Regions from separate parts of the Mus musculus genome. Here all the other regions are linked to region 2. A link is a loop called in an ENCODE intact Hi-C map of the cell type or tissue named here. Cell type or tissue: gastrocnemius. All regions are shown on one strand. Links, peaks and the distances in the headings refer to the core of each region. The heading gives the core; the rest is flanking DNA. Region 1 has its middle 11 kb from the start of Herc6. Region 2 holds the start of Vmn1r20 (vomeronasal 1 receptor 20). Region 3 holds the start of Gm25726 (a small nucleolar RNA gene).

Region 1 (10,938 bases), core at 1,916-9,915, 140 kb after region 2:
TCTTTTCAGGAATTCTATTTCCAATGCCCCCTGCTGCCCAGGCATCACATTGGGAGTCCAGTAAGCCACTTAATTATCCCCAAAGAGCTAGCATTCTGATTTCTAGGATTCAATCTAAATGAGGTCAAGTAGTGGTCAGGAAAGCAGTCTTCAGAAGAGAGGAATAGCTGGCAAAAACCATTAAAACCATCAAAAAATTCCTGAACCAAATCAGATTATTAATCATTATGATCTGGATCAGATTTCTTTTGTGTCCTCTATATTTGATATCACATTTCAAATATAAGATTATTAACTAAAATGGAAATTAAAAAAGCTAGACTTATTTCTACCTGTATTTATAGCAATTTTTATTCTATGAACCACCTTACTAATATTTGAGATATTTAAACAAATTATTTTTTCTCCTTTTCTCCTCCTCCTCTTCTCCTTCCTTTTTTATTTCTTTCTTCCCCTCTTTGACTTCTTCCTCCTCTCTTCCTCTCCCTTCTCCTCCTCCTCTTCTTCCCCTCCTTCCCTTCCTTCCTCCCTCCCTCCCTTCTTCTCTCCCGCTCTCTCCCTCCATCTCTCTCAGGGATTTTGTGTAGTTTGAGTTTATAGTTTAAAATCATATGGCATAATTAGATATAACTTTAGGAAAGACTGGTCTTCAATATTTAAATTATAATCCCTTCTATGTGAATACTTATTTGCTCTATTTTATTGATGTATTAATAGAGGTAGAAACAAGAAATCGGAACATGCTAGAAACCAGAATTTTGTCATCCTTACAGATATAACCAAACATTACCTTTTATTTTAATGGTTAGAAGTACAATGAGACCCTAGAAGGAATCGTTGCAGTATTGCTTATTTCCTTTTATTAGTAAAATACAAATTGTTTGATTTATTTTTTTTTTTTTCAAAATCCTGGTTTGTTACACTACAGGACACCTTAGACACTAATTTAATCAAGAAACACCAGTACTTACAGTATAAAACATCATGAATATTGTTGATTTTAGAAAGTGGAATAGACCCTTGGTACCAATGTGTAGAGCTTGACGCTATCAAGACAATTGAGAGCACCTGATTCTGGGGAAGGCTGGGGCAGTTGTTCAAATAGAACTATCCCTCCTTTGTCTGTGTGGCCCTTTTATTGAGGAATGAGTCTCTCTCCTCCTGATGATATTTAGGCCAAGAGAAGGGTTCCAGAAAGAGGTATCCTATGGATCCAGTCCTGTGGATCTGCTGGAGCTAGAGGCCAGCCCCTAGTCCACTGTGTCAGCTTTGGGATTGCCAAGGTGGCTGGATCCGAGGAAGCGTGGTGCCTCTGGCAGTGGATTATGGCTATCTCTGCCAGGAGTTGGAGGGCCTCCAAGAGTTTGGCTATAAGGGGTGTGTTGACAACGAGAGTACTCTTGGCACTAAGGAAACCTCTTTCCTTCCAAATGATAAGAGTGGGTATTGCCCGGTATGGTGGTGCACGCCTTTAATCCCAGCACTCGGGAGGCAGAGGCAGGCGGATTTCTGAGTTCAAGGCCAGCCTGGTCTACAAAGTGAGTTCCAGGACAGCCAGGACTATACAGAGAAACCCTGTCTCGAAAAACCAAAAGAACTATTAAAATATCTAAAATCGGTATAGATGTTATCCCATAGGCATTTGGCTATTTGGAGAACCCCATTTTTTTTTTTCCAAGACAGGGTTTCTCTGTATAGCCCTGGCTGTCCTGGAACTCACTTTGTAGACCAGGCTGGCCTTGAACTCAGAAATCTGCCTGCCTCTGCCTCCCGAGTGCTGGGATTAAAGGCATACGCCACCACACCCGGCTGGAGAACCCCATTTAACGTGACTAATTTGGCCTTTTATGAAGAGGTCCTATGATGCTTTGAGTATGCTTGGCCTAAGGAGTGGTACTATTTGGAGGTGTGGTCTTGTTGGAGGAAGTGTGTCTCTATGGGTGTGGGCTTTAAGATTCTTGTCCTAAACCAGGCATGGTGGTACACACCTTTAATCCCAGGACTCAGGAGGCAGAGGGAGGCAGATTTCCTAGTTTGAAGCCAGCCTGGTCTACAAAGTGAGTTCCAGGACAGCCAGGGCTATACAGAGAAGCCCTGTCTCAAAAAACCAAAAAAAAAAAAAAAAAAAAAAAAAAAAACCAAAAAAAGTCAGTCTTCTAGCAGCTTTCTGATGAAGATGTAGAACTCTCAGCTCTTCCTGCACCAGCTGGCCTAGATGCTGCCATGCTCCCACCCTGATGATAATGGATTGAACCTCTGACCTTGTAAGCCAGTCCCAATTAAATGTTGTCCTTATAAGAGTAGTGTTGTTCATGGTGTCTATTCAGAGCAGTTAAACCTACCAGCAGATGTATTACCTTAACTGTATCCATGGAGCTGACTACAGAATAGGCCCCCTAGCAGTTTCCCAATCAGTCTATGAGAGAGCTTCCATTCATAAAGAGGGTGAGTTGGAGGTCTGTGAGGAGTTGGCCTAGGAGAAACAAGATGCGGTAAGTATGTGCTTTCACAGCCTCTGGGCAGGAATAAGAGGTGAGTATCAGGGGGGAATGGAACTTGGAGGAAGGTTGCAGAATTTCGGGCAGGACTGAAGGTCAAGGTAATATGGGGGATTTCTAAAAGCAATAGATGAAAGGTTTGGGCCACGAGGGCCCAAGAAAGGAAGTAGAGAAATGACACAGAAAGTCTGAGAGCCAGTGGGTAGAATATACAGTGATAGGCTGGAACAGTGTGGCCTTGAAGAAACTCTCAGGTGAGTTCTGAGACTGCTTCTAGGGCTCTCAGACACATCACTGAAATACAGTGGAATCTAGCTGTTTGGACAAAAAAAAAGCTATAGGCCATGGGAAGGCCCAGCATGTTGAGCTAAGATACCCATGGCCACTTCCATCCTTTCATCTGTAAAGAGGTGTTAGGGGCAGATGGAGTCCAAGACAGCCAGCACAGGGACCACAAAGAGGTCATCCTGCAGTAAAGACATGGCAGAGCATGGTTGGGTGGGTGAGAGGCCCCATGAGGGCCCTGGCTGCCTGGTACAGGGGCTTGGAAGTAATGAAAAAGTTAGGGATCCAGTGATAGAAGAATACAGAAATGAAAGGATTTGATCCCCAGTCATCAGGGGCTGCAAGTTCTGTAAAGGTCAGATTCAGGTGAGTTGGACACCCAAGTACATGATGGCAAATTTGGAGTGACAAAGTGTCTTTTTGGGGCAGAGATGGGGCCGCAAAATAAGATATCATCAACACAATAAAGTGTTCGAGGAATGAGGTCTAAGGAGGAGAGGTCCCAAACCAAGGCTTGGCCAAAGAAATGAGGACTATTCCAAAACCCCCAAAGGAGAACTGTCCATGTGAGCTGTCTTGAAGTCTGTGTATCTGGGACCTCTAGGTAGAGGCAAAGAGAAAATATGAATCAGGGTGTAGGGGGACAGTAAAGAGAGTGTCCTTTAGGTTCGGTATGGTAAAGTGGGAAGTTGTAAGAAGAAAGTTAGAAAGGATGGGTTGATAACCACAGAGTAAATTGGGATTACTTCCTCATTAGTAGGGTGGAGGTCCTGTACTAAGCAGTAGGAACCAGAGGGCTTACACATTGTAGGGCTTATCCTCTGGGTGAATGGGAGCATTGCAAGGTTAGTCAATAGGAATTAGGAGTCCCTGAGATAGGAGGTCGGTAATGACAGGCTTGAGACTGAGATGGTGATTTTTCAGAGACATGAAACTGGAGTCTAGAAAGTGTAAACTAAAAATGATTATTAGCATTCTCCATATATTAATTAATGCTGGAAATTAATACAGTGGCAATTATTCCTGAACCAGTTTTTGCCCCAAATCACCACATGGAGACCTTTCAATATTTCAAAGCCTTGGGTTTTAGCTGGACTGGCTCTCATCTAGCTCATCTAAGTTAACCCAACCACCTACCTCCATCCAGCCACATGGCTAACTATACCTTTGAGGCCTGTGACCACATCCTTCTCCTTCCTAACAAAAAGGCTTCCCTTCTTCTCCTTCTCAGAGTTCCTTTCTCCCTCTCAGGAAGTCCCGTCTTCCACTTCCTGCCCAGCTCATTGTTTTACTAAAGACAATCCAAGAATGATGTAGGTAGGTGAAGAAGGACAGAGACACAATTTCACACAGTATACCCTAACATCTCCCCACTTTAGCCCTCTCAATAAAACACTACATACAATAAGAAAAATTACAAGAATGATCAAGTAAGAAGTACATTCACCTGATAGAAGTCTGATATGGCTGTCTCCTGAGAGGCTCTGCCAGAACCTGATAAATACAGAGAAGGAAGCTCACAGCCAACTATTGGACTGAGCTCGAGGGTCCCCAATAGAGGAGATGGAGAAGGGACTGAATGGGCTAAGGGGGTTCGCAGCTCCATGGAGGGAGCAAAAGTGTCAACAGGCCAGATCCCTTGGAGCTCCCAGGGAGTGGACCACCAATCAAAGAGTATACATGGAACTACCCATAGCACTGGCCACATATATGGCAGATGTCTTGTAAGACATCATGGGGAGGAGAGGTCCTGGGGCCTGAGGGTGTTAAGTGCCCCAGTGTAGGGGAATGCCAGGGTGGGAGGATGGGAGTGGGTGGATGTGGTTGGACCCTCATAGAGGCACCCTCATAGGAGGGTGGGAGAGGAGGTTTCCGAAGGGGAGACCTGAAAAGGGGAAAGATATTTGAAATGTAAATAAAGAAAATTCCAAGAAAAAAAAAAAAGAAGTACATTTCCAATGTTCAGTGCATTTGTATTTGGCATTCTTTGGAGAAAGAACTCTACTATCTATCGTATTTAGTCTTCAAAAACTTCAGGGACTCACAGAACTCAGGAGGCAGAGGCAGGCACATCTCTGAGTTCGAGGCCAGCTTGGTCTACAGAGTGAGTTCCAGGACAGCCAGGGCTACATAGAGACACCCTGCCTCAAAAAATCCACACACAAAAAAAGTTTTTATTAATTTCAGGCTGTTTTTTGACATTAAGACATGTCAGCTACTGGTAGCACTCTATTTGATCTGGAAGAAGGCGATGTGAATCAAAGCACCTCCATTTGGGCTTTTAATTTTGGCAAGCTAGCCACCAGGAAAGAATGCTGTCCAGAAAGGACAAATAGATATAGGCAAATTGACTGCCAAGCTCTGGCAAGACAAGGTTAGAAAATCCCTTATAATTCGTGCTTCACAAAAGGATCAGATATCACAAGGCTGAAGATGATGGTCTAGTATTTTAGAAAATATTAGGGACTGTCTTGTCATTTGTATAATTTTTGGAAGCTACATAGTCTTATTATAACCTTAAGTTGTAAAGGATCTAAGAAAATGTTTAAGGGTCTAAGGAGATGTTTTAAGGATGGTTAGAGGGTCCAGAAAATGTCTTATGAATGTTGGAAGAAGTATAAACAGGTGTTTGTAGGTTAGTAATGTAAGTTAGGATGGAAACTGAGTTAGATACAAAATTCTGAACCCTTTAAGATAGAATAATGGTAGGATACTTTATCAAGTTGCCACATATAAATAGACTTGACATTATGAATTTAACTCTTACCTAATAATTTTCATAATTGTTTCATTTCTGTTCTTAATAGATGTTGTTTATTATTATAAGAGAAAAGGCCTTCTTATTTAGACAAAAAAAAAAAAAGAGGAATTGTTGAGGCTTAGTCAGTTGCAATGTATTGTAATGCTAAATTATGTGTACCAAGGCCTAATTGCCTCAAGACCAGTAAATTCTCACATATGCTTCCTCTTGCTCTGCAAACCTTGTTTCTTAATTTAAATCTATTGGTTGAATAAAAATGTTTACAGCCCATAGCAGGGCAGAAAAAAGGTAGGTGGGTCATGAGTTCCCAGCTTGGGTTCTGAGGCAGAAAGGATAGAGGAAAAAGAAGGCTGGTCAGTAGGTAAAGCAGTGTAGAAGGGGGAGGGTTGGGTAGGGGGAGGAGGAAGGGAAGGGTAGAGGGAGGAAGGCTGGCCACTGGGTAAAGCACATGGCAATGTAGAAGGTCCAGGGGAGGAGGTGGGGATCAGGGAAGCAGCAGAGAGAGACTAATCAGTTATGGCAGATGGCTCAGGATACAAGTCCTCAGATGAAAGGGTGTCTAGTGGTGCTGTAAACCTGGCCAACCAGACCTGGGCCGCTAAGCATTGGCTACAGAGGGATGGGCAGGAGTGCATTTCCCCCCCTCGCCCCCCCAAAACAAAACAAAACAAAACAAAAAAAAAAACCCTTGAACATAAAGGAGTTCAGGCCACTTAACCATAAGCCAGAAGAAAATTTCAAGATCAAAGAGGATGCTAAAGTCTAGAGTGCCCTCTGGTGGCTATTTGTATTATCCAGAGTGTACTGAAGCCAAGCCACAAAACAAGAAAACAAAGAAAAATCAGGCGTTTTGGGTGCAAAGTCTGAGACCATCCCAATTTGGATAAATTTTGCAAGACACGTTCCAGGGACGTCTGAGGATGGGGTTGCTCTGGTGCAGCTACTCCTCTTGGGAAGAGCCTGATGGGTCCTGGACCTGGAAGAAGTCTTTGTTGGCTACTGGTAAGGTTAGTTTACCTCAAGTCAAAATTGGTCACCTCAGGAGGAGAGAAAATAGAAGGATAGAAGCCTATCCAACCTGCCCGGGGGCTCAACTCTACCCAAGTTTTGACACCAAGATAATAGGCTTCTCTGCAGAGTTAATAGGCTTTTTAATGGATGGGGGGAGCTGATGTGTGTGTGAGCCACAGGTTCCAACTGAACACTCTGTTCCTCCACCAATGTCATCACAGAAATATAAGGATAATGTTGAACAGAAAGTATACATCAATGACCTCTGTATCACTTAAAAGGACAGCCAGCCTGGTATCCCCCATGGTAATCTCAATAGCTTTTGGGGGGCCAGAGTCTTTGGTCTCCACACAGGACAGTGTTAAGTCTTCCAGCTACCACACAGGACTACATTGGGTTTTGGCCACCAAACCCAGAAGGTCTGAGAGTTTTGGGGTTTTTTGTTTTGTTTTGTTTTGTTTTTGTTTTGTTTTTGTTTTTTCCTTTATGTGGAGGAACTGGCCTACCTTGGCAAAGCAGAGTGGGGCAGTCAAACCAACCGTCTCCAGAGTTATTGCAGGACCCTGGTAGTGGGAGAGGCATGAAATACTTCTTTGCCCAGGGGTTTACAAGTTAGTAGCTTTTCTATGATTAGGATCTAACAATTTTATCCCTGTTAAGTTTGAGCATTAAATCTTTTGAGTTGAAGATCTGTTACTCCTGGGATTCATGAAAAATAAAACAAAACAAAACAAACAATGAGTCCATGATTGTTGAAGACCCAAACTGTTTCAACTAAAACTAGACCTCTCATCCTGCAAAAAAAAAAAATGTTTTCTGTTTTGGTCTTACTTCATTTGCCTAAAGAGGAATTCCATGTGCTGGCTGGACATGTCCTTATAGGGAAAGGGGAAGTTAAAACTGTAATGTGGCCACCAGACTATGTGACTATCTCAAAGCTGGCAGAGGTGGTGGTCATACAGGCTAAGTACATGCAGGCCCAGAGAAAGAAGGAAACAGTACTAGCTCTTGCTGGTCTCAGAATGAGATTTTTGAGGTTTGGCCATGTCTTGACCTCCCTCTTGTTCCAGACTGCTTTCTGGTCACACAGTGAAACTTGCCAGAGAACTGCACCAATAAGCCTGAGATTGCTGCCAATTCAGTCTGATCTGGTCACTTCAAGACACCCCGGAGTCTCTTAAAGCAATTTGCTGGATGGAGGGATTCTAAGAAAGCAGGCAGTGTAACAGAAGTTATGATCGGCTAGATAGGACATGGTGCCCTTGGGTTTCTAGATAGTGTTGGGAAATTTTCCGTGGAGACCAGATTCTCAATGGCCTAAGGAGTTCAAATTCTAGTCAAGCTTAAAGATGACCTAAGGATGGAGGAACTTCTGCATTATCTTGCACTATCACACTAACATGCTGTAGCAAATTAAGATTACCTTTGTATAGATTTTTAACTATCAATCTTTTTTGTTACAAGTTTTAAGCTAACTTTTTAAATGATAGATTTTATAGATCTTTGAACCATAACTTTCAAATTCTAAGACATGGAAAGTTTACAAGACTTTTTCTAAAGCAGAGAATAAAAAAAACTTAAGAGATTTTCAGGAGTGGAGAGTAAAGAAAGCCAAAAAAGATGATTTGGGGATTATGTGCTTGTGCAGAGGCAGAAGTTGTTACTATTCATGGGAAATTGGAAATTGAGTGTGCCATCTTCAGGTTATTGAGGCTTATGATCTAGGTTATACTGGGGCCAAGCTGGTGGCAATAAGTCAGTGAGACTTTAATGGAATCTCTGAGTCCATGGAGGGGAAGTGATTAAAAGACAGGATAAGAACCCATGGTTAGTTTAGGCTCTAGGAGGTGAATGAGGCAGAGCAAGCTCCAGGAGCAAGCTGTGAGACAGGTGGGGAGGAAGCCATGAGCACATCGAGGGTGAGAGAGGAGGGACTTATGGGAAAGGGTCACATAGAAACTCCACCAGAGGGAGAATTCCAAAAGAAGAAGAGTAAGTGCCTTAGCAGAGAGATGCCCCAAGTCACATCAGCCAAGGAGAGATAGAACCTTCCCAAGTGATAGATGTCAGGAGGGTATAGTAAGCTCCAGGAGAAGTAAAACCAAAACAGATAACATATTGTGTTGGGTTAGAGTTCTGTTTATAGCTGAAACAGTTAGCTTGGTGCTAAAATCTAGCTAAGAGATCATAAGTCTTTCTGTCTGGTATCAAGTCCTTACTAATTAAGGCCTTTATTTGCAATGAAGATTAAGTTCCTGGTTTGATGCAGACTGTTTGCAACCCCTATTCACTTAACATTTATCCTTACCATTATTCCTCCCCTCTTCATCATACCCTTTTAACAATCATTAACCCACAACTCTCTCACCCAGTGTGAACTCACCTCCTGTATAAAAAGAACTTCAAGAGGCCAGTGAGGGCTGCTCTTGGAGAGCTCAAACTTAAGAGAGATAGTCAGCTCTACAGCCTACAGCTCACTCAAATACACCTTGTTTTAGTTTGGACAATTGTGACTTTCAAGAATTTCTCTCAAATCTCAGAATTAACAAGAAACCAACAGGCAAGGAGAGATTAGTGGTTAAAGCAGGTAAAGGAGCGTGGCTGGAAAGTGGACTCTAGAATTTAGAGTGGAATATCGTAGGTGGCAGAAGCCAGCAGAAACAAATGATCCATACATTAGATGGATGAAATTAGTAGCTTGGTTCATTTAGGAGAGACCAGGTCCCTTGAAGAAAGGCATTTGTGATCTTCTCAGGTCTATAGGACCAGGTGTAAGCAGGGGCAAGGAGCAATAATGAAACAACCAAAATGACCACTCATTAGGGGAAAGGTTTTTACTGTGGGTGTGAGAGAGAAAATATCCAGACACATCTGGAAGAGTCCAGAACAGAGAGGAAAAAGAAGCAGACTGGACACGTCCAGAGCTAGGGAAGCAGGAATAGGAATAGCAAGAGTGGGCACTGCATGTAGCTTTATGCTTTACCCAACATTAGTTCTGAGAAGTGACCATGCTACCGGCCCCCTCCCAGCTTCCCTTGAATGCTTAGATAAAAGACACAGACACACAGTCATTCAATTTCAACTTGCCTTCTTGGCACAATTGTTGGGCACTACTATTTCCCACCTGGAAAAGCATGCCCTTATCAGATTCTTATCTCCATCTCTCTCACCTGCCCCAAACTTCAGTTGGTAAATTCCCCTGACCACCTGCCTGTAGGAGTGGCCTGTGTGGCTACTGTGTTTTGAGATCTCACATGGTTGCCTGACTCTCCTCTCTCCAAAGCATGGTGGACTCCTTTCTCCTTCCTTGTGTCCCTCTGCCTGCCTTCAGGGACCCGGAAGTCTCACTTGTCCCTTCTACCCAGAAATTAACCCATGGTTATCTTTACTGACAGGTCAAGAACCATTTGGGGAACAGGACCTTATCATCAGAATTGCACCCTAAAAGTGGGAATAGTAGAGAATTACCTGTTATATAAAGGATGGATGAATAACTGAGAGGCAGGAAGCCTGTGAGCTGGAAGAAGCCTGAGAGTTTAGGGTAGAGGAGGAGGTCAGAAGGAATAGGGTGACAGTGTGGAGACCTTGAAATATATAATGAGTTCTTTTGAATAGGGACTGTAGGAAACTAGAGCCAGCATGGGCTTTGGTATGCAACCACAGAAAGATGACAACAGAGAACCATATTTTGCTTCTTCCAGAGGCAAGAAAGATGATTTCCTCTAGCAGACACAAAACATTTCACTAGTTCATGAGGAATGCTAGCTTTAACCTAACTCCCAAAAATCATTCTATAATCCTGTTTGAGCTGGACCAAGACTGTCCTTTCTGAACATATGTACTGCCTTTTGGAATTTGATGAATTGGAGTTTTCTTGGGACTTGACAATTCTTAAAATCCAAATTATGCTGAATAATGAGAATAAAACTTTAATAGATACAACAACAAAACTTGAGTCAGTTAGACATAAAAACTAGGCTCATATAAGACAGGAAATTGGGATAAGCAAACAATTATAACAAGTAAGATGATTATAAAAAACACAATTTGATTAAATTTGTAATTTCTTTAAAACTAAGAGTAGCATTATTTAATATCTTAAGAATATATCAAGTGCCGTGTTCCTCCAGATCCAACCCCTGAGTTTCATGCCCAGCTCTTCAGTAAAACACCCATGATGGCCGGGCAGTGGTGGCACATGCCTTTAATCAAAATCTAGACAGGAAACAAAACTCAAGGAAGAAAACACTAAGTGAACAAAGACAGGCCCAGAAATCAGTACTTAGAGCTATAGACATCCCAAACCTAGATGCCTAGATACCAGCATGAGAACACAATAACACCCAGAACACTACAGCCCACTATCCTACATAGCAGGCCCTG
Region 2 (10,938 bases), core at 1,866-9,865:
TACCAATCACCAGACAGCCATCAGCAAATACTCCAAGTGGAAAACCACGATGTTTTTGATGTCTTCCAGAATCATTGTCAATTCAAAGACAATATTCACTAGGACTTGAAAGTTTACTTTTATTCAGTGTATAGTCATCCAAATAAAACTTTGGAGGTTCTTCTTGAGAGTAATGGGGAAATTTTTATCAGTAAACCTCTAGATTCAAGCTATCCAATGTGTGTGCTAAGAACTAAAATTGAATCATCTGAAAGACTGCAAGAGTTCTTTACAACTGAGCCATTTCTCTTCTACCAGGAAAATTAAATTTAAATAGCTAATCCACTTAAATAAAACAAATACCCTGACATTAAAAGTATTTTTATCTCCATTAAATAAAAGATCTCAGGTATATCCTTTGGAGTAAGCCATCTTTTGATAAATACATCAGTAAACTCTTGATACCACACACTTACTTTGGATGCCATGATGAGTATATAAATATTGCAGCTTTCCCTATTCAGCCATGACTACCATTGTCTAGGCACTATGTGGTGTAGTTCTTCATCTACAGTACTCTTCCTCAAAGCCAAAAAAAGCAATTGTTCTACTTGTATCAGTGTGTCAATCTGAGTTTCAAAAGAGTAATGTTAGGAATGTGGCTGCTCCCCATATAATAACCACACCATCTGGGTGACTTATACACTACCGAAGTTATTACCTGTGTCTAGAACACTGATTTTGTGTGGTGACTCTCAAGAATACTTTTAAGATTTTTAATGCAAAACAAACATGAGATTCCACCTCACACCAGTCAGAATGGCTAAGATCAAAAATTCAGGGGACAGCAGATGCTGGTGAGGATGTGGAGAAAGAGGAACACTCCTCCATTGTTGGTGGGATTGCAAGCTTGTACAACCACTCTGGAAATCAGTCTGGTGGTTCCTCAGAAAATTGGACATAGTACTACCAGAGGATCCCGCAATACCTCTCCTGGGCATATATCCAGAAGATGTTCCAACTGGTAAGAAGGACACATGCTCCACTATGTTCATAGCAGCCTTATTTATAATAGCCAGAAGCTTAAAAGAACACAGATGCCCCTCAACAGAGGAATGGATACAGAAAATGTGGTACATTTACACAATGGAGTACTAGTCAGCTATTAAAAAGAATGAATTTATGGAATTCCTAGGCAAATGGATGGACCTGGAGGGCATCATCCTGAGTGAGGTAACCCAATCACAAAAGAACTCACACAATATGTACTCACTGATAAGTGGATATTAGCCCAGAAACTTAGAATACCCAAGATATAAGATACAATTTGCTAAACAAATGAAACTCAAGAAGAACAAAGACCAAAGTGTGGACAGTTTGCCCCTTCTTAGAATTGGGAACAAAACACCCATGGAAGGAGTTACAGAGAAAAAGTCTGGAGCTGAGATGAAAGGATGGACCATCTAGAGACTGCCGTATCTGGGGATCCATCGCATAATCAGCCTCCAAACGCTGACACCATTGCATACACTAGCAAGATTTTGCTGAAAGGACCCAGAAATAGCTGTCTCTTGTGAGACTATGCCGGGGCCTAGCAAACACAGAAGTGGATGCTCACAGTCAGCTATTGGATGGATCACAGGGCCCCCAATGGAGGAGCTAGAGAAAGTAACCAAGGAGCTAAAGGGAACTGCAACCCTATAGGTGGAACAACAATATGAACTACCCAGTACCCCCTAGAGCTCGTGTCTCTAGCTGCATATGTATCAGAAGATGGCCTTGTCCCATCAGTGGAAAGAGAGGCCCATTGGTCGTGCAAACTTTATCTGCCTCAGTACAAGGGAATGCCAGGGCCAAGAGGTGGGAGTGGGTGGGTGGGGGAGTGGGTCAGGGAGCGAGCGGGAACTTATGGGATAGCATTGGAAATGTAAATGAAATAAATACCTAATTTAAAAAAAAAGAAAGTACAAAAAAAAAAAGATTTTTAATGCAACAACGCTGGTGTCTTTCCAATCACCACTAAATTCTCAGTCCCTGTGGGTAAGAATAGAGTATTTCTGCAAAGAAAAGGTTTCACTTTAGTAGTTCTGGTTTCTTGTTAATAACAGCTGATGCATCAGCCCCAGCCCCAGCTAACAAGAACCATGAAATCTTCATTCAATAGCAAATGTTCCTGATAGAGTCTTTAAACGTTCCTCTGAAACAACAAAAGACAGATCTCCATCATCCACACTGTTTTCTTAGGTTCCAATCTCCTAGAGGATGGTCCACCAAGATCTCAACAGTCAATGGCATGCTAATCCAAAGGACCAATGTACTTCCACAATCCATCCCAAATCATATGGACAGGTCTCGCAAAGAAATTCACCAATACCAACTTGACTTGGGCTCACTATTGATGTGACAAACATCTTGTTCAAAAGCAAGTTGAGAAGGAAAGAATTTATTTGGCTTATACTTCCATATCGGAGTCTTTCTCTGGAAGAGGTCAGGACAAAAATACAAAGAGGACAGGAACCTGGAGGCAGGAGCTAATCTAGAGGCCATAGAAGGGTGTTGTTTAGTGATTTGTAATATGTGGCTTACTAATTCGACTTTCTTTTAGAAGCCAGGACGACAAACCCAGGATGGTACCATGTAACTCCTCCATCGATCACTCATAGTACAGACTTGCTTACAGATAGATCTTTTGGAGACATTTTCATTTTCCTTCTCTTATTTTTTTTCATTGATTCACTTTATCAGCTTTACATCCTAATCACAGCACCCCTCCCTTGGAAATATTTTAATTGAGGTTTCCTCCTGCCACATGACTTTAGCTTGTGTCAAGTTGACATAAAACTATCCAGAACACTGATCTACTTTCATTCTTTGAGTAGATATCAAGTAATTCCCTGCTAGTTGTGAAGATAGGCACTAATTTCACACCATGCCTACATATAGCTTCCTCCTTTTTGATGGTTACTGTATAGGAAAATGACAAATCTCCTACTGAGAGTCTCTCTGTGTCTCTGCAACTCTCTAACACGATCTCCACTTATCCAGACTTTAGGAAGTAAATGTTAGAGCCAAGACCATATGCTGATCATTTCACACTCTTCTACAGCATTCTCTACTTCCACTCTTTTAGTTAATTATGTTATCTCTGCTGCAAACAGGGAGAGACAAAGACCAAAAAAAAAGAGAGAGAGAAGAAAGAGGTTGTGGTGGGTGAGAGAATAGGGAGTGGGAGGACCTCTGCAAGACTTTCCAAGTGCTCAGATTCATGGAGAAAGGCAAGTATCTTCATTCTCACATTGAAAATATTAACAACCTAGGACACACCTCATGTTGGGTATTGAAATCTTCTACTGTTAATGGATTGATGTCAATCTGTGGCTTTTAATCCAATTGTATATTTTCTTTTTAGAAACTTTGCACCCCTGAGTTTCATACATATTTTTTCTAAGATGTTAATGACTTATTGGTCAAGTGTAAACACACACACAGGTTCTGTATGCTAGGTATATTATTTTGCATTGTCATTTACAACTTAAGATGCACTTCTGTAGACTTTTCTGCCTTCTCTATTAACCTGGAATTAGGAAAGTTCACTTTTCCATTTGATGGGTTTTCTTTGTCACTTGCAGTTTTTCTCTTAGAACTTTCAATCCAGTTTTTGTTTTATATTCTTAGATTCTTAGTGTTTTAACTATAAGATACATAAAAACTTTTGCTTCTGGTCTTGTCCCTTTTGGTTCTGTGTGCTTCTTATAAATGTATGGGTGTGGTTTTCCGGCAGTATTCTTCTGTGATCTTGGTGAAGGTATTTTCTTTGCCATTGACTTGGCATTTTTCTCTCTAGCTTGTGCTTATAATTTCAAGAGTTGATTTATTTCATGATGACCTATGACAGAATACTTCTACACACTTTACCAAATAAACAACATTTATAGACCAATAGTTTAAGTTCTGGTGATAATAGAGTTATATTATCTCCCATCTTTTTGCTTTGTAAGAAAAATGGCTTTCACCAAGTATGTTTGGTAGAGGTAACATTTTCATAATTTTAGCAAAAGAGATGCTAAATTTTAGGTGAATCCATGAATCCACTGTCAAGTATGTATAGAGGATACCATGAATGTTTTAAAAGCAGGATGGATACCTTGTGGAATGTAAAATGTTTTTCTACTTTTTAAAAATTGGATATTATTGTTACTTTTGTTTGTTCACAAGGACTTGTATCAATTAATCCACACACACAGTTAATGCCTACAGAGAACAGCTTACACCTGGGAAACCCAGAGCTCAGCTGGTTCTACTCCACTGTTCTCCTAGAATTAGGAAAGTTCACTTTTCAATTTGATAGTGCCACTTTCTAACATCCTTAAAGTCAAAGCTGCCTTCTCCAGATGACATGATAAGCATTCGTGTAGAGGGAGATGAGATAATAACCTTTCATCTATATAACTACTTCTTCAAGTCTCCTTCTGTATAGATGTCTTTCAAAGGCTCAGATGGGTGAGTGTTTCTTTTTCTCTTCATTATAGTGAGAGCTGTAGGTAGTTGTTAGAATGAAGCATGATTCTGTAATAAATTGTTAGAGAAGTCTCTGCTTAGAATTTTACTTTTGAGTTATACCAAAAGCAAATAAAAGAGATGCTTTAAGACATAAACTATCAGTGTAGTGATTAATAACAGGACATAGATTTCACTTAATTTGATTTCTTAATATATGTGAGAGTAGAAGTGGGTATTGGGAAGAAGACAGGGACCAGCAGGAAGATGAACAGAGACAGGAAAGTCTCATAGGGTGAAGATGATCAACCAGTATTTTATATTAAATAAAAATGTCATCAAACCCCTCATTTTTTTACAATGATTGTACACTGATATATATTTAAAATGTAGCTCTAGTCTCAATATTTTCACGAGCATATCTGACAGAGGATTCTCTTGAGAGTGCACTCTAACATCATGGTTTCACCTAGGTATGGCCAACTGTGTTAGTTTTCCATCCTTGTAGCAAAATACTTGGGATACCTCAGAGGGTAAAAAAACAAAACACAGACATTTATTGGTGCACAGGAGTACATATTAATGTACATTTAAATAATGTACATTTAAATTGTAATTTGTATTTTCTCATTTTACTACTTTTTTCGAGTTAACTGTGTGCATTTATTTATATGAAACAAGCTGGTAAGTTTAAATATACTTAGGAATTCTTAGGAAAGTTTCAATTAATGACATAGTAAACAACAAAATCCTCTTAACAGCATAAAAGTTCTAAATGCTTTACATAGATTCTTTAATCTATTTCAATGGTCTCTACTAAAGTAGATCTTTTATATGTAGTTCAAAAATATTTGGAACTCTCACCTCATTTTTAAATCCTTTTAAAATTATCCTTACAAATGTAAACGTCTTTGCAAAAGCAAAAAGTCCTCTTGACCACTCAGGTACATCAATACCCTGTATCCTAGAACTTTTAAAAACATAACATCATGGTGAAGCTAATATAAATGTATGTTGGTGAGAGAATCAGATATTTGGTTCTGGCAGTTTTGAGGAATCTATTGCTTTACAAGATTAAACTTTTTAGGAAGAAAAATTATATAAATATAAAATGTGTGATTTATGCTGTCGTATTAATGGATATGTTATAGGATGGTCTCGGGCAATATCTTTTGCATTATTTCTACACATGAGTGCATGTGTGTATCTATATATATGGAGTATACTAGTGAAGTTGAAAATATAATTAGGCTCACATTTCCTCACAAGAATCTGGGCCAGTATAGTTGTTTTCTATTTCTCTATCACAAGCTGACTTTAAAGAAGTAAATTAAATTAGTCCCATAATAAATTGATCTTGGTAATCATGGCAAATAATAAACATGGGCACTAAAGGTAAGACTGTTGAGTGCATCTATAAAACATGTGTGAGTGCTGATGACACATGATAACTCTGGGGACTTAGTTTTCTATTGCATGGGAAGGAATCTGTTTTAAACTAGAAATCTTCCACACAAGTTCATGTTTGTCATAATGTTTGGAAAATGGTGATTATTTTAATACCACATGTTCCATCTTGTTGGAGGCTCCAAATGATACATGTTCAGGTGTGATTATGTGGTAACTACAGAAAACAGAAAAGGAAAACAGAACCATTGCCAGGATAGGGTTGGGGGTGGGAGCAATAGAAAGCAGAATCGCAGGGTACAAGTATCTCAACAGGAAAATAGGAAAGGGGGGCTTCCAAGAGAGTGGAGGAAGATAAATAGAGAAGAAAATGGTAGTTAGGTAAAATGCCAATACGAATGGCTGAAAAGACATAACTTCTGATTGTATTAGCAATTTACAATTCCATTCAAATGGAAGAGAAAAACAGTGTTTGCCATGGGAGGTGGGAGTCAGGCTTTTTAAACCTGAAGTCCAGTTTCATAAAAGGTGATGAGATGGGAACTAAGCTGAGTGCCATCTATGAATATTTATAATGATAATTAATGCTAATAGGATGTGGAAAGTATACTAGTGGTCTCCAACTGTATCTAGTCTTAAATGCAGATTATGGATTTGTTAAAAAGAAACATAAAAATAGATGAATTGAGGAAGATATTTTGCTAATTAAAATAGTGGGATTATCATGAATTAGCACCATGCTTTCATTAGAATTATGAGATAAAACAAAAGTATTTGCACAAAATAGAGGACAGTATAATTATAGCCTCACCTCAATTTTTTTGTTATCTTCTGTGACTATTTTCCATATCAATGTAAGTTTTATTCAGTTATACAAATCGGTTATCTGTTCTCACCACTACTGTTTTAGGTGTTAAGTATAAAATGAGTCAATTTAAATCAACAGGGCTGGATTTCTAAAGCATGAGACTAGGGGGCACTACAGGCTCACAAATTATGAATTCTGTCTAAATATGTGTGAATAAATGTATTGTTCATAATATGGTAAGTATACAGGAGATGCATGCAAGGCATGTAGAAATGTAGGCAATGATGTAAAATCTGGAACATCAAAAGTTAAAGAGACAAGCCAATCATCAACAAGTATGAAAAATGAAATGAGGACAGAGTCTTATTATCCAGTGTATCAAAAGCTTGATGTGTACTCTATCTTTTTCAGATATTTGAAATACATTTCTACAATGCTCTTAAGATGAATACAATTATTACTTATGTTCTCACTCAAGAATGTCCTTTATTTCCAAGCTGGACTTGGAGTCCTAGCAAATATGTCTCTTCTTTGCTTCTATATTTTCATAATTGTAGGTCACAGACCTAAGCCCACAGACTTGATCTCCTGTCAACTGACTTTCATTCACATAATGGTGTTCCTCACCGGAGGGGACCTGTTGCTTACAGACATATTTGAGTCACTGAATATTAATAATGACTTCAAATGTAAGGCAACTTTTTACATAAGTAGGGTGATGAGATGCCTCTCTATCTGCACCAGCTGCCTCCTGAGTGTGTTCCAGGCTGTCACAATCAGTCCCAGTACTTCTTGTTTGGCAAAATTTAAACAGAAACTAAGAAAATACATGGTCTATGTTTTCTTATGTATTTGGTCTTTCAGCTTTTCCTACAGTAGTAGCCGGATCTTCTATGTTCGTGGTTTTACTAATGTGAGTGAGACTAACCAGATGCAGATCACTAAATCCTGCTTACTCTTCCGCATGAACTCCATCATCAGGGTATTCATTTTTACAGTGACAACCTCCAGAGATGTATTTCTTGTAGGAATGATGCTAACCACAAGTACATACATGGTGATTATCTTATGTAGACATCAGAGGCAGTGCAAGCACCTTCATAGCATCAAGCACCTGAGAGCATCCCCTGAGAAAAGAGCCACCCAGACTATCTTGCTGCTAGTGATTTTCTTTGTGGTCATGTACTGGGTGGACTTCATCATCTCAACCATATCAGTTCTGTTGTGGAGGTATGACACAGTCATCCTGAGGGTTCAGAAGTTTTTGATGTATGCCTATCCCACAATTAGTCCTTTGGTACAAATCAGTTCTGATAACAGAATAATAATTATGGTGAAAAACATGTACTCAAAGCACCACCAGAGATTTTTTTAAAAAGATATTTTCATTTCTTTAAAAAACTATTAATTTATTTATTTATACCTATGAGTGTTGTTGTGCCAGCATGTATCTATACGTGCATTCCTGCTACCCGCAGAGGTGAGATGTCATGCAAAATCCTGAAATTGGACTTATAGATTGGCTATAAGGAATCATTCTGTTCAGCACCAATTATTTTTCTCTAAAGTACAGTTTGTTTCTTTTAAACTTTAATGTCCCTAGCACATATGTAGCAGATGTACAGCCCAGTCTCCACGTGAATTCCCCAGCAAATTGTGCCTGTTCCTAAAGTTGCTGTCTGTAATGGAATCCATTCCCCAACAGTTCTGCCTTGTTTAGCATCAGCTGGAGAGGCTGACCTAACCCCTGCAGAGACTTTATTGCCTGGGCGGTGTAATACAATGGGGTGGGACACCATATCAGAGAAGAAGGGGATGAGGGATAGGAAGTGGAACTCTGTGAAAGGGACACTGGTTGGGATTTAAATGAATGAATCAATAAATAAATAAATAACTCAAAAAAAAACCAAAAACAAAATTAAACTTTAATGGTTCAGGTAGCAAAGCACGATTCTTCATATGATTTAATTAAAATTTGTGGTATTACACAAATACATTCTTTTGACATTTCTGTTGTTAAGAACCATAGAGTTTTAAAGTTAATTGTACACAATAAATTGATATTTCCACATAAATTCTCTTTCTCCTTTCTCCTTTCTCCTTTGTAAAATGAATATTCCCTTGCTGCCGAGTTTACTCAAAAGGAGATCCTTGCTGATAGTGACTTTCTAAGCTTTCTCTCCAAAAAGATTTTGTACTCTTGCTCATCAAAGAATAGTTAAAATATTTTATTGTAGCTTTATTTCTATTCCCTAATTATAACTTTTCTGGATCCATAAAAATACTACAAATTTAAATTCCCATTTTTTTGCTACAGTTACTGTTAGACCTAGTGGGGAAACCCCCACCCAATTCCGGATTCTGCGTGCACCCAAAAAATCACGAAGGACCATCTCTTGATGTAATTACATGAGGTCGTTTAATGAGGGAGCTCCGGACTGACATGCATCCCACACAGGAGATAACGGTCACAAGGCTCGAAAGCTAGGGGTTTTTATGGGGTAAGGGGCTTAGTGGTGTGGAATTCAGCATAGCGACACACTATTGGCTTATTCAAACATTAACAGAAAGATTACAGGGCATCAGGATTTTGTTCCTGTGGGCTGGGGGCTTATCTTTGTTCACATAGCAACCAGTTGATATATGACTTTACCAGGCATCAAGGGGCAGTAGACAGAGGGGAGGTTCCGGCCAGGTGGTGTTGACCCAGACAAGATAGCCCTGCTTGTACAATCAAGCTGTTCTTAGGAATGTCTTAACAACAGCCCTGTCTGTTCTGCTTTGTTCTCGGCCCCAGGTCAGGGGCTCATAGACAACTCTTTCACATGAATCACAAGATACAAAATCTCATTTTCTTTCATTACTTAATGACTCTTATATGAAAATACCATGTGCCTGTTTATTTGAACTTCATTTCATTTGCATGTTTTAAAATATTGTTGGTAAATAAAAATAGTTTAGACACACATACATATTGTAAATGTTTTCATTGTGTATCTGTATGCATGGATCTATGTGTGTACACAGATGAAGTATGTATACACACACACACACACACACACACACACACACACACACATATATATATATATATATATATATGCACATGGATGCCAGAAGGCAATGTTGGCTGTCACCTGCTCTTTCTGTTTGTTTTGCTATTGCCATTCACCTGCTGTCTTAATAGAACATCTCTCTCTCTCTGAGCTGTGTCAAGATGGTGGTCCAAGGGCTTCTTCGGTAACTGCCTCTCCAGCTCTGGGAGTGGAAGTGTTAATCACCATAGCCTCCCCCATTTAAAATTATGATTTTTTAATTGAGAAACAAAAATTCATAATGTCTTGGATTTTTTGAATTTTTTATTATTATTTTTAATTAGATATTCTCTTTATTTACATTTCAAATGTTATCCCCTTTCCCAGTTTCCTCTCCGAAAATCCCCTATCCCCTTCCCAAATAGCCGAATAATACTTCACTGTGTAGATGTACCAAATTTTCTTTATCCCTTCTTCAGTTGAGGGACATCTAGGTTGTTTCCAGCTTCTGACTGCTATGAACATAATTGAGCAAGATTCTGAGATATTGAAGCACCTTTTGAGTATATGCCCAGGAGTGTTATATCTGAATCTTCATGTAGAATTATTCCTTGTTTGCAGAGAAACCCCAACATTGATTTCCAGTGTGGTTGCACAAGTTTACATTTCCATCAGCAATGGAAGAGTGTTCTCCTGTCGGCCCTATCTTGGCCCTGGATTGGGCCTTGAGGACAAACCGGAGCCTGGCTTGGGTTTTGAAAACTGTCTCAATCACTTCCTTACTGCAGTTACTCAGCACGACCTGCTTAAGCCTGTCTTTGCCTAGTTACTGCTGACATAGAATAACTTTTTTGGCTCTGTCAGTCACCTCATTCCCTCCTCCCGTCACCCTTCCCCTCCCCCTATGTCATCTCACCTCACCAAAAATCCTCACCTCCTTCCTCAACCGTATATAAACAAAAGACTGATACAATAAAACAAGTTCCTGCTTTGACAGACTCCTTGCTCAGGGTAGTTATTCTTAGGGTGGTTATTCTCTTAATGGCAGGAGATCCTAGCCACAACACACACCATCCCACTTCAGCCCAGAGACTCAGCTGGACCGGGTTCTCTCCTCTCAGCCTAGACCTGCCAGCAGAGAGCCAGCAGATTGGTGCCCATGTGAGGAGCTTTCTCCCATCTCCTGACAGGAGTATGTGTTGATGGGTCAAT
Region 3 (10,938 bases), core at 1,737-9,736, 430 kb after region 2:
AGATAGAGAACTTCAGACCAATTTCTCTTATGAATATCTATTCAAAAATCCTCAATAAAATTCTCGCTAACCGAATTCAAGAACACATTAAAGCAATCATCCATCCTGACCAAGTAGGTTTCATTCCAGGGATGCAGGGATGGTTTAATATATGAAAATCCATCAATGTAATCCATTATATAAACAAACTCAAAGACAAAAACCACATGATCATCTCGTTAGATGCAGAAAAAGCATTTGACAAGATCCAACACCCATTCATGATAAAAGTCTTGGAAAGATCAGGAATTCAAGGCTCACATGTAACCATGATAAAAGCAATCTACAGCAAACCAGTAGCCAACATGAAAGTAAATGGAGAGAAGCTGGAAGCAATCCCACTAAAATCAGGGAGTAGACAAGGCTGCCCACTTTCTCCCTACCTTTTCAAAATAGTACTTGAAGTATTAGCCAGAGCAATTAGACAACAAAAGGAGATCAAGGGGATACAAATTGGAAAAGAGGAAATTAAAATATCCCTTTTTACAGATGATATGATAGTATATATAAGTGACCCTAAAAATTCCACCAGAGAACTCCTAAACCTGATAAACAGCTTCGGTGAAGTAGCTGGATATAAAATTAACTCAAACAAGTCAATGGCCTTTCTCTACACAAAGAATAAATGGAGTGAGAAAGAAATTAGGGAAACAACACCCTTCACAATAGTCACAAATAATATAAAATACCTTGGCGTGACTCTAACTAAGGAAGTGAAAGATCTGTATGATAAAAATTTCAAATCTCTGAAGAAAGAAATTAAAGAAGATCTCAGAAGATGGAAAGATCTCCCATGCTCATGGATTGGCAGGATCAACATTGTGAAAATGGCTATCTTGCCAAAAGCTATCTACAGATTCAATGCAATCCCCATCAAAATTCCAACTCAATTCTTCAATGAATTAGAAAGAGCAATCTGCAAATTCATCTGTAATAACAAAAAACCTAGGATAGCATAAACTCTTCTCAAGGATAAAAGAACCTCTGGTGGAATCACCATGCCTGACCTAAAGCTTTCTACAGAGCAATTGTGATAAAAACTGCATGGTTCTGGTATAATGACAGACAAGTAGACCAATGGGATAGAATTGAAGACCCAGAAATGAACCCACACACCTATTATCACTTGATCTTTGACAAGGGAGCTAAAACCATCCAGTGGAAGAAAGACAGCATTTTCAACAATTGGTGCTGGCACAACTGGTTGTTATCATGTAGAAGAATGCGAATCGATCCATACCTATCTCTTTGTACTAAGGTCAAATCTAAGTGGATCAAGGAACTTCACATAAAACCAGAGACACTGAAACTTATAGAGGAGAAAGTGGGAAAAAGCCTTGAAGATATGGGCACAGGGGGAAAATTCCTGAATAGAACAGCAATGGCTTGTGCTGTAAGATCGAGAATTGACAAATGGGACCTCATGAAACTCCAAAGCTTCTGCAAGGCAAAAGACACTGTCAATAAGACAAAAAGACCACCAACACATTGGGAAAGGATCTTTACCTATCCTAAATTAGATAGGGGACTAATATCCAACATATATAAAGAACTCAAGAAAGGGGACTTCAGAAAATCAATTAACCCCATTAAAAAAATTGGGCTCAGAACTGAACAAAGAATTCTCACCTGAGGAATACCGAATGGCAGAGAAGCACCTGAAAAAATGTTCAACATCCTTAATCATCAGGGAAATACAAATCAAAACAACCCTGAGATTCCACCTCACACCAGTCAGAATGGCTAAGATCAAAAATTCAGGTGACACAGATGCTGGCGAGGATGTGGAGAAAGAGGAACACTCCTCCATTGTTGGTGGGATTGCAGGCTTGGACAACCACTCTGGAAATCAGTCTGGTGGTTCCTCAGAAAATTGGGCATAGTACTACCGGAGGATCCAGCAATACCTCTCCTGGGCATATATCCAGAAGATGTCCCAACCGGTAAGAAGGACACATGCTCCACTATGTTCATAGCAGATTTATTTATAATAGCCAGAAGCTGGAAAGAACTCAGATGCCCCTCAACAGAGGAATGGATACAGAAAATGTGGTACATTTACACAATGGAGTTCTACTCAGCTATTAAAAAGAATGAATTTATGAAATTCCTAGCCAAATGGATGGACCTGGAGGGCATCATCCTGAGTGAGATAACACATTTACAAAGGAATTCACACAATATTTACTCACTGATAAGTGGATATTAGCCCAAAACCTAGGATACCCAAGATATAAGATACAATTTCCTAAACACATGAAACCAAGAAGAATGAAGACTGAAGTGTTGACACTAGGCCCCTCCTTAGAATTGGGAACAAAACACCCATGGAAGGAGTTACAGAGACAAAGTTTGGAGCTGAGACGAAAGGATGGACCATCTAGAGACTGCCATATCCAGGGATCCACCCCATAATCAGCTTCCAAACGTTGATACCATTGCATACACTAGCAAGATTTCATCGAAAGGACCCAGATGTAGCTGTCTCTTGTGAGACTATGCCGGGGTCTATCAAACACAGAAGTCGATGCTCACAGTCAGCTATTGGATGGATCACAGGGCTCCCAATGGAGGAGCTAGAGAAAGTACCCAAGGAGCTAAAGGGATCTGCAACCCTATAGGTGGAACAACAATATTAACTAACCAGTACCCCGGAGCTCTTGACTCTAGCTGCATATGTATCAAAAGATGGCCTAGTCTGCCATCACTGGAAAGAGAGGCCCAGTGGACATGCAAACTGTATATGCCCCAGTACAGGGGAACGCCAGGGCCAAAAAAAAAAAAAAAAAAAAAAGGGAATGAATGGGTAGGGAAGTGGGGGGAGGTTATGGGGGACTTTTGGGATAGCATTGGAAATGTAATTGAGGAAAATATGTAATAAGAAAAAGAAAAAGAAAAAAAAAGAACAGCTGATTTTTCAAGAGAAAACTTTAAAGCTAGAAGAGCCTGAAGCAATATATCCCAAGTCCTAAATAACATTCCGTCTAAAGTGATATACCCAGAAAAATGGCTGCCATGATTGAGAGAGAAAAAAAAAATTTCTACATTAAAGGTCTGAAAAAAAAATTCAACAAGCCATACTGTAGGAAAATACACGGAACATTATTTTGGCCTGAAAAGAGGAATAATGAAAGCTGAGAGACAGTGGAAAAAATATAAAACTACAATTATTAAAATAACAAGTACCATGAAGAACAACTCCAAAAATCAACATGATGATCAGAAGTAACACACAGATTTCAATAATGATGTATGAATGAATCGCCTCAGCAATCCACTCAAAAATTACTGAGTGACTGAAAGGATCAAGAAACCAAACTCTGCTTGCTGCCTACAAGAAACACATCATAGTATTAAACACTACGTCAGGGTTAAAGAATGGGCAAAAGTACTCCAATCAAATGGAATCAGAAACAAAGTAGGAGTCACTATCCAAACAACTGGCAAAATAGACTTCGCCCTAAAACTAATTAGATGAGATGAAGAGGGACACTTCATTCTAATCAAGGGAACAGTGAACCAAGAAAAAACTACTACTCTAAACATATATATGCCAAACTCAGGGATAACTAATGTCTTTTCTTTTTGTTTCTAAGGTTTTAAAATCTGTTAATTGTTTGTGAACTTCACATCAGGTACCAGAATCCCTCTCCTCTTGTACTGGCCTTCCACCCTTGCAACCTCCCTCCCAACAAATAAAAATAATCTCATCATGGAATCTGTAGTGTGTCACAGTTGTCCCACATTATTCACTTCTGTCCACACTTCTTTCTTATAAAATTTCATTGTAATGACTAACAAGTCATGGTATGAGGCCTCTGGCTTCTACTACTCTATCAATACTGGAATCTCACTGAGACTCCTCTCTGATATCCTGTTGTTGCCCTGTGTCATGGTGATCCTATAGTTTTGGCTCTGTAGAAATGGTACTTCATGCACAGTGGCAGTTCATTGATAGGGTAGATGCTGAGGCAGACCAATTCAAAGGCCTGCATCTAGGCCTGAGAGGTAGTTGACCTTGTCAGCCAGCAGACTCACACTCCCATTCCCTTGTGGCCAGACCATCTACAACCCCTGCCACCAGGGCCAGCTATATCCTGCTGTGCAGGTGAAGTACAAGACTTGCTTTCTCAAATGTTGCAGCATGTGAAGGGTAGGGATAGCTCTCCTGGTCTCATGATCCTGTCAGGGTCAACTTTTCCACCCACCTCTGGTGGTAAGGGCAAAAGAGAGAGGAGGAAATCTCTTCTTTGTGGAAGTCACTGCACAGTAGACAAGAGACAGGACCAGCTCTCCCACACTCAAGTCCTTAAGGCCAACTTTATCTTAACTCCCATATCCCAGGTTAGCTCTACTGTGCTGCACAGGTGAAGGGCGAGCCAGATTGAAGGACAAGTCCAGATCTCCTGCTTTCTTCACCCCAGGGCCAGGTCTCCAGCCTGCCATACGTGGTAAGGGGGGAAAATGCTACCAGAGGAAGATGAGTGGTAGGGTCAGCTATCCCACACCGACTCAATTGCAACTCCCAAAATGTGCAGGGAACTCTCCAGAGTACAGCTGGCTAGGGGCAAGGTAAGCTCTCTTGTTCTCATGCCTCCAGGGCCAGCTCTCCCAGGATGCCCAGGTAAAGGGTGAAGCCAGTTCTTCACAGTCCTCAGACATCAACATGTCCCTAGTAGCAGTTCAAACCAAGGATGTCCTCCTGTACTTCGGTGGTAACAGACCACTGTGCAGTGCAACAGACCCAGATACCACCCCTACCCAACACCCTCCAGTGTCAGTACAGGTCAAGACCGCATCATGGTCCCAGGTGGCGTCACTGACAACTCATATCAGGCTTTTTTTTTTTAAATTAACATTGAATTCTACCTTTCTTAGTTGTGCTTACATCCTCCTGTTTCTCTTTCTCTTCTATTTCTCTATCACTTACTTGCTCTTCTTAGTGGTGTCCAGGGTCTGAATATCTGAGTCATTTCAGGAGTGATCTTAGGAGTCTTATGCCCTGTTAGCCCTCTAACACTATGCATTATGCAGTATGGTGTGTGTGTGTGTGGTAGGGGGAGGGTCTTCTTGAGCATGGTCTCCCCTCCTCCCCCAGGTCTGGGCAGTGCCAGACTGGTGTTCATCTCAGGCTAGCTCCTTTTTTGGGGCACCATAGACCAGACTGGGTTCTTCTAGCAGGTTTCTGGCTAGCCCCAGCCCACCTTGTACCAGAGTGGTTGTTGTCTTAGGGTAGCTCCCTGTGCAGGTCCCCGGTACCAGATGGTGATAGTCTCAGGCTCGGTTTTTTTCAGCGAATGTTAGGCTACTAAGCATTCAGATGTCCATATGTGAGAACACTTAGCACAGACAAAGCATCTTGTCTGCCACCTACTGACACACATGTGACACAGCAGCCACAACTGCAATACTTCTATTGGGCAGGGGGATTGAAAGACACAGATTAACATCAATCCATTAATTATAGATGATTTTAATACCCAACATTCTCCAATAGGTAGGTTATCTGGACAAAAATAAACAGAAACATCAAATAAATAGATGACATTACTCACCAAATGTACTTAACAAACATCTACAGAATTTTCTAATCAAACATCAAAGAACACAAATTTTACTCTGCAGCAAAAACCACCTTTCTAAATTAGACCACATCCCAAAATAAAAAACAAATCACTAAAAATTAAAGTTTGAAATCTCTCATTGTATCCAATTTGTCCACACTGCAATAAAATGTAATATTTATAGCAAACAAATCTCTATTAAGTACAAACACTCTAGAGATTAAACGACATATTATAGAATGATGACAGTATCCAAAAAGAAATCAATGGAGAAATAAAAACTTCCTGTTAACTAAGTGAAAATGAAATAATAAGGTAAAACCTATGGGATACATTGAAAGCAATCCTATGAGGAAAATTTATAGCTCTAAGTTTGGACATTAAAATAGAAACAAACAGCACAAATAAATGACATGATAACACAACTCAAACTGATAAAAACCAAATACAATCAAATTGATAATAGAAAATAAATCAGAAATCAATAAAACATAAACAAAGAAAACAACACAAATAAATAGATAGATAGATAGATAGATAGAGAGATAGAGAGAGAGAGAGAGAGAATGATAGAACCGAACTTAACACAGAAGCGAATGAATAGGAAAATGTTATAAGTAACACAAAAGCAATTTAGGCTATTGTAAGAGGATATTTTAAAAACATGTACTCTATTAAACAGGAAAATCGAAAGGTCCTGTATGGACCAATTCTGTCAAATCACAAAATCAAACCAAGACATTAACAATCTAAACAGACCAATAACAAATGAGGAGACTTAAATAATAATAAAAGCCTTCCAGCCAAGGAAATTCTAGGACCAATAAATTCACAGCAGAATGTCTGCTGGACATTCAAAGAAAGTCTAGAGCCCATCCTTCTCACACATTTTTTTTTAACACAAAGAAACATAAGGAAGACTCTCAAACTACTTCTGCAAAGCCAGTGTAACTTTAATACCAAAACTAAGTAAGACCCAACAAAAAAGGAAAACTACAAGCTGATATCCCTTAGGAGAATGGACTAAATAAATAAATAAAATAGTTGCAAACAGAACACAGGCATACATAAAAAAGAAAAGAAAGGTCTACCCATGATCATTTTATCTTTCTCCATTAAAAGCAGGGATGGCTCAACACATACAACTTAATAAGTGTAGTAAACCACATAAATGGACTTAAAGACAAAAGCCACATGATCAACTCAATAAATTAAGAAAAAGCTTTTTGAAAATATAAAATGATACTGCTAGCTAGTCAGCTCCCCGGAAGACACCATATCCTGAGCCATCCCAGAAGATGCGCTGTACTCAGAGCAGTTGGTAAGAACCCTCCCAAAGTCCCATGGCTGCTGCTGGGAGCCCAGTGGACTTGGGACACATCATCCCCCAAAACACCTGCCCTCTGAATATCACTCCCCTCTGTGTTGTCCTTTCTGCTGAGACAGACTGCTCCCCTGAAGATACCATATTCTGAGCCATCTCAGGAGATTTGCTGCACTCAGGGCATCTGAGAGAGCAGCATGAGACTTCCCAGGATATCCACTGTGCGCAGGGACAACTGGCATCCCTGGAGATCTGCTACACACAGAGCAACTGATACCACAGCCTGAAGACATCCCAGGAGATCCGCTGCACAAAGAGAAACTGAGCAACTGATTACCAGCTTGTCTGCTCCCTTGAACACACCACAGCTGAAAGGCATCACAGGAGTTCCTCTGTACACAGGGACAACAGACACCACAGTCTGAAGACTTCCCGGGGAATCTGTGGCATGCAGGGCAACTGAGTCAACAGAACAAAAGCCTCCCTGGAGTTCTACTGCACACAGGGAAACAGAAACCACTGTCCAGAGGACACCTGGGGAACAGCTTCACACTGGACAACAGCTTGATTCTCTGAAGACCCAACCATCTTAAGGCCTCCCAGAAGATCTACTGCAGCCATGGCAACAGATCAGTAGCTTCTCTGCCCCTCTGAAGAGCCCCCAGTTGGAAGGTCCTACAGATGGTCTGCTACAGCCAGGGCTGCAGGCCTACCAGGAAACCTGAAGCAACCCAGGGACAAAAGAGGCAGACTTCAGACAGAAGCACCCAGACCACCAAACACCAGGGATAACCAGATGGTGAGAAGCAAGCACAATACCATAAGCAGCAGAAGCCAATACACATGGGTCTTATCGGGACCCAGCTCTTTCACCAGAGCAAGCCCTGAATACACAAACATATGTGAAAATCAGGAAGCTGACCTAAAATCCTATTTCATGAAGATAATAGTCCTTTAAGATGTATATAAATAACTCACTGAAAGAAATACAGGAATATACAGGTAAACAGGTAGAAGCCCTTAGAGAGGAAACAAATAAATCCCTTAAAGAAATACAAGAAAACACAACCAAACAGGTGAAGGAATTGAATAAAGCACTCCAAGACCTAAAAGTGGAAGTAGAAACGATAAAGAAAACAAGTGGAGGCAAACCTGGAAATGGAAAACTTAGGAAAGAGGTTATGAATTACAGATGTAAGTATCACCAACACAATACAAGAGATAGAAGAACGAATTTCAGGTGTAGAAGATATTGTATAAGAGATGGAAACAACTGGCAACGAAAATTCAAAATACAAAAATCTCCTAATCCAAAATATTCAGAGAACTCATGACATAATGAAAATTGGAATAGAGGAGAACAAAGATTCCCAGCTCAAAGGACCTGAAAATGTCTTCAACAAAATCATAGAAGAAAACTTTCCCAACCTAAAGAACGACATGGCCATAAAGGTACAAGAAACCTATAGATCACCAAATAAATGGGAGCAGAAAAGAAAATCCTCTTGTCACATAATAATGAAAACACTAAACACAGAGAACAAAGAAAGAATATTAAAAGCTGCAAGGGAAAAGGGCCAAGTAACTTACAAAGGTAGACCTATCAGAATTACACCAGACTTCTTGACAGAGACACTAAAAGCCAGAAGAGCCTGGTCAGAGGTCGTGCAGATTGTAAGAGAACACAAATGCCAGCCCAGGCTACTATACCCCACAAAACTCTCAATCAACATAGATGTGGAAAACAAAATATTTCAGGACAAAACCAAATCCAAACACTATCTATTCACCAATCCAGCCCTACAGAGGATCCTAGACGGAAAACTCCAACACAAGGAAGGCACTTACACCAAAGAAAGGACAAGATATTAGGCATCTTTCAACAAAGCCAAAAGGAGAGATCCACAAACACTTAAAGTCATCTACAAAAACAAAAATAACAGGAACCAACAGTCATCTGTCTTTAGTATCTCTCCATATTAATGGACTCAACTCAACTATAAAAAGACATAAGCTAACAGACTGGATACCCAAACAAGATCCAGCATTTCGTGGCATACAAAAAAAAAAAAAAAAAAAAAAAAAAAACCCAAACCAAAACAAACCAAAACAAACAAACAAAAAAAACTACAATAACAAAGACAGACACTATCTTAGAGTAAAAGGATGGAAAAAGATCTTCCAAGGAAATGGTTCCAAGAAATAAGCTGGAGTTGCCATCCTAATATACAATAAAATAGACTTTCAACCACAAGTTATCAAGTGTGATGAGGAAGGACACTTCATATTCATCAAAGAAAAAACCCACCAGAGAAAGTCTCAATTCTGAGCATCTATGCCCCAAATGCAAGGGCACCCACATAAAAAAAAAACAAAAAACAAAAAACAGAAAACAAAAAAACTTTACTAAAGCTCAAAATGCACATAACAGTAGTGTGAGACTTCAACACCCACCTCTCACCAATGGACAGGTCATTGAAACAGAAACTAAACAGAGACACAGTGAAGCTAATAGAGGTTATGAACCAAATGGATTTAACAGATATCTGCAGAACATTTCTCCCTAAAACAAAAGAATACACTTTCTTCTTAGCACCTCATGGTACCTTCTCCAAAATTGACCGTATAATTGGTCACAAAACAATACTCAACTGATACAAGAAGACTGAAATAATTCCATGCATTCTATCAGACCACCATGGCATAAGGCTGGTCTTCAGTAACAGCAAAATCAACAGAAAGCCCACACACATGTGGAAACTGAACAACTCACTATTCAATAATAACTTGGTCAGGGAAGAAATAAGAAAGAAATTAAAGACTTCCTGGAATTTAGTGAAAATGTTGACACATCATACCCAAAATTATGGGACACAATGAAAGCAGTGCTAAGAGGAAAATTCATAGCACTTATGCCTTCGTAAGGAAACTGGAGAGATCTTACACTAGGAACTTAACAGCACACCTGAGAGCTCTAGACCAAAAAAAAGCAAACACACCCAAGAGGAGTAGAGGGCAGAAAATAGTCAAACTCAGGACCAAAATCAACCAAATAGAAACAAAGAACAATACAAAGAATCAACACAATCAAAAGATGGTTCTTTGAGAGAGTCAACAAGATACATAAACCCTTAGCCAAGCTAACTAAAGGGCCCAGAAGTGGTATCCAAATTAACAAAATCAGAAATGAAAAGAGAGACATAACAAAAATGGAGGAAATTCAAAAAAATCATCAGATTCTTCTACAAAAGCCTATACTCAACAAAACTGGAAAATCTAAATGAAATGGATGGTTTTGTAGACAGATACCACATACCAAAGTTAAATCAAGAGCAGGTAAACTTATCTAAACAGGACCATATTCTATAGGGAAATAGAAGTCATTAAAAACCTCCCAACCAAAAAAGCCCAGGGCCAAGTGGATTTAGTGCAGAATTCTACTAGACATTCAAAGAAGACCTAATACCATTATTTTTCAAACTATTCCATAAAATATAAACAGAAAGAACACCACCTAATTCCTTTTATGAATCCATAATTACTCTGATACCTAAACCACATGAGTATCCAACCAAAAAAGAGAACTTCAGACCAATCTGGTTTGTGACTATCAATGCAAAAATACTCAATAAAATTCTTGCAAACCGAATCCAAGAATACATCAAAATCATCCTTCACTACTATCAAGTAGGCTTCATCTCAGGGATGCAAGGTTGGTTCAATATATGAAAATCCATCAATGTAATCCACTATATAAACAAACTCAATGAAAAAAATCACATGATTATCTCCTTAGATGCAAAAAAATTTTTTTTGACAAAATACAACACCTCTTCATGTTAAAAGTATTGGAGAGATCAGGAATTCAAGGCCCATATCTAAACATAATAAAAGCAAGTTACTGCAAACCAACAGTCAATAACAAATTAAATGGAGAGATAATAGAAGCAATCCCACTGAAATCGGGACAAGACAAGGATGTGCACTCTCCCCCTATCTATTCAATATAGT

The links. Hi-C counts contacts between places; a loop is a spot of excess contacts. Peaks named below come from ENCODE experiments on the same cell type or tissue, not always from the same donor. Only the 100,000 strongest peaks of a DNase experiment are listed, where the experiment ranks them.
Region 1: a loop joins it to region 2, with 6 times the contacts of the local background. A loop is called at or near these places in 24 of 42 quality-filtered maps.
Region 3: a loop joins it to region 2, with 3 times the contacts of the local background. A loop is called at or near these places in 7 of 42 quality-filtered maps.

The regions. Positions count from the first base shown.
Region 1 is chr6:57,564,300-57,575,237 of GRCm38, forward strand. No RefSeq gene overlaps it. Among named protein-coding and RNA genes, the nearest start is that of Herc6, 11 kb to the right of the region's middle. In gastrocnemius, for the core only: a CTCF peak has its summit at 6,330 (motif pointing left); DNase peaks (open chromatin) are centred at 6,120 and 6,314.
Region 2 is chr6:57,424,537-57,435,474 of GRCm38, forward strand. Vmn1r20 (vomeronasal 1 receptor 20) reads left to right here and starts at 7,155. Exons shown (of 1, transcript NM_001101533.1): 1 at 7,155-8,066. The coding sequence starts at 7,155. The coding sequence ends at 8,066. In gastrocnemius, for the core only: a CTCF peak has its summit at 6,849; no DNase peak of the experiment used is centred there.
Region 3 is chr6:57,854,485-57,865,422 of GRCm38, forward strand. Gm25726 (a small nucleolar RNA gene) reads right to left here and starts at 5,464; the gene lies at 5,336-5,464. In gastrocnemius, for the core only: a CTCF peak has its summit at 5,416 (motif pointing left); a DNase peak (open chromatin) is centred at 5,340.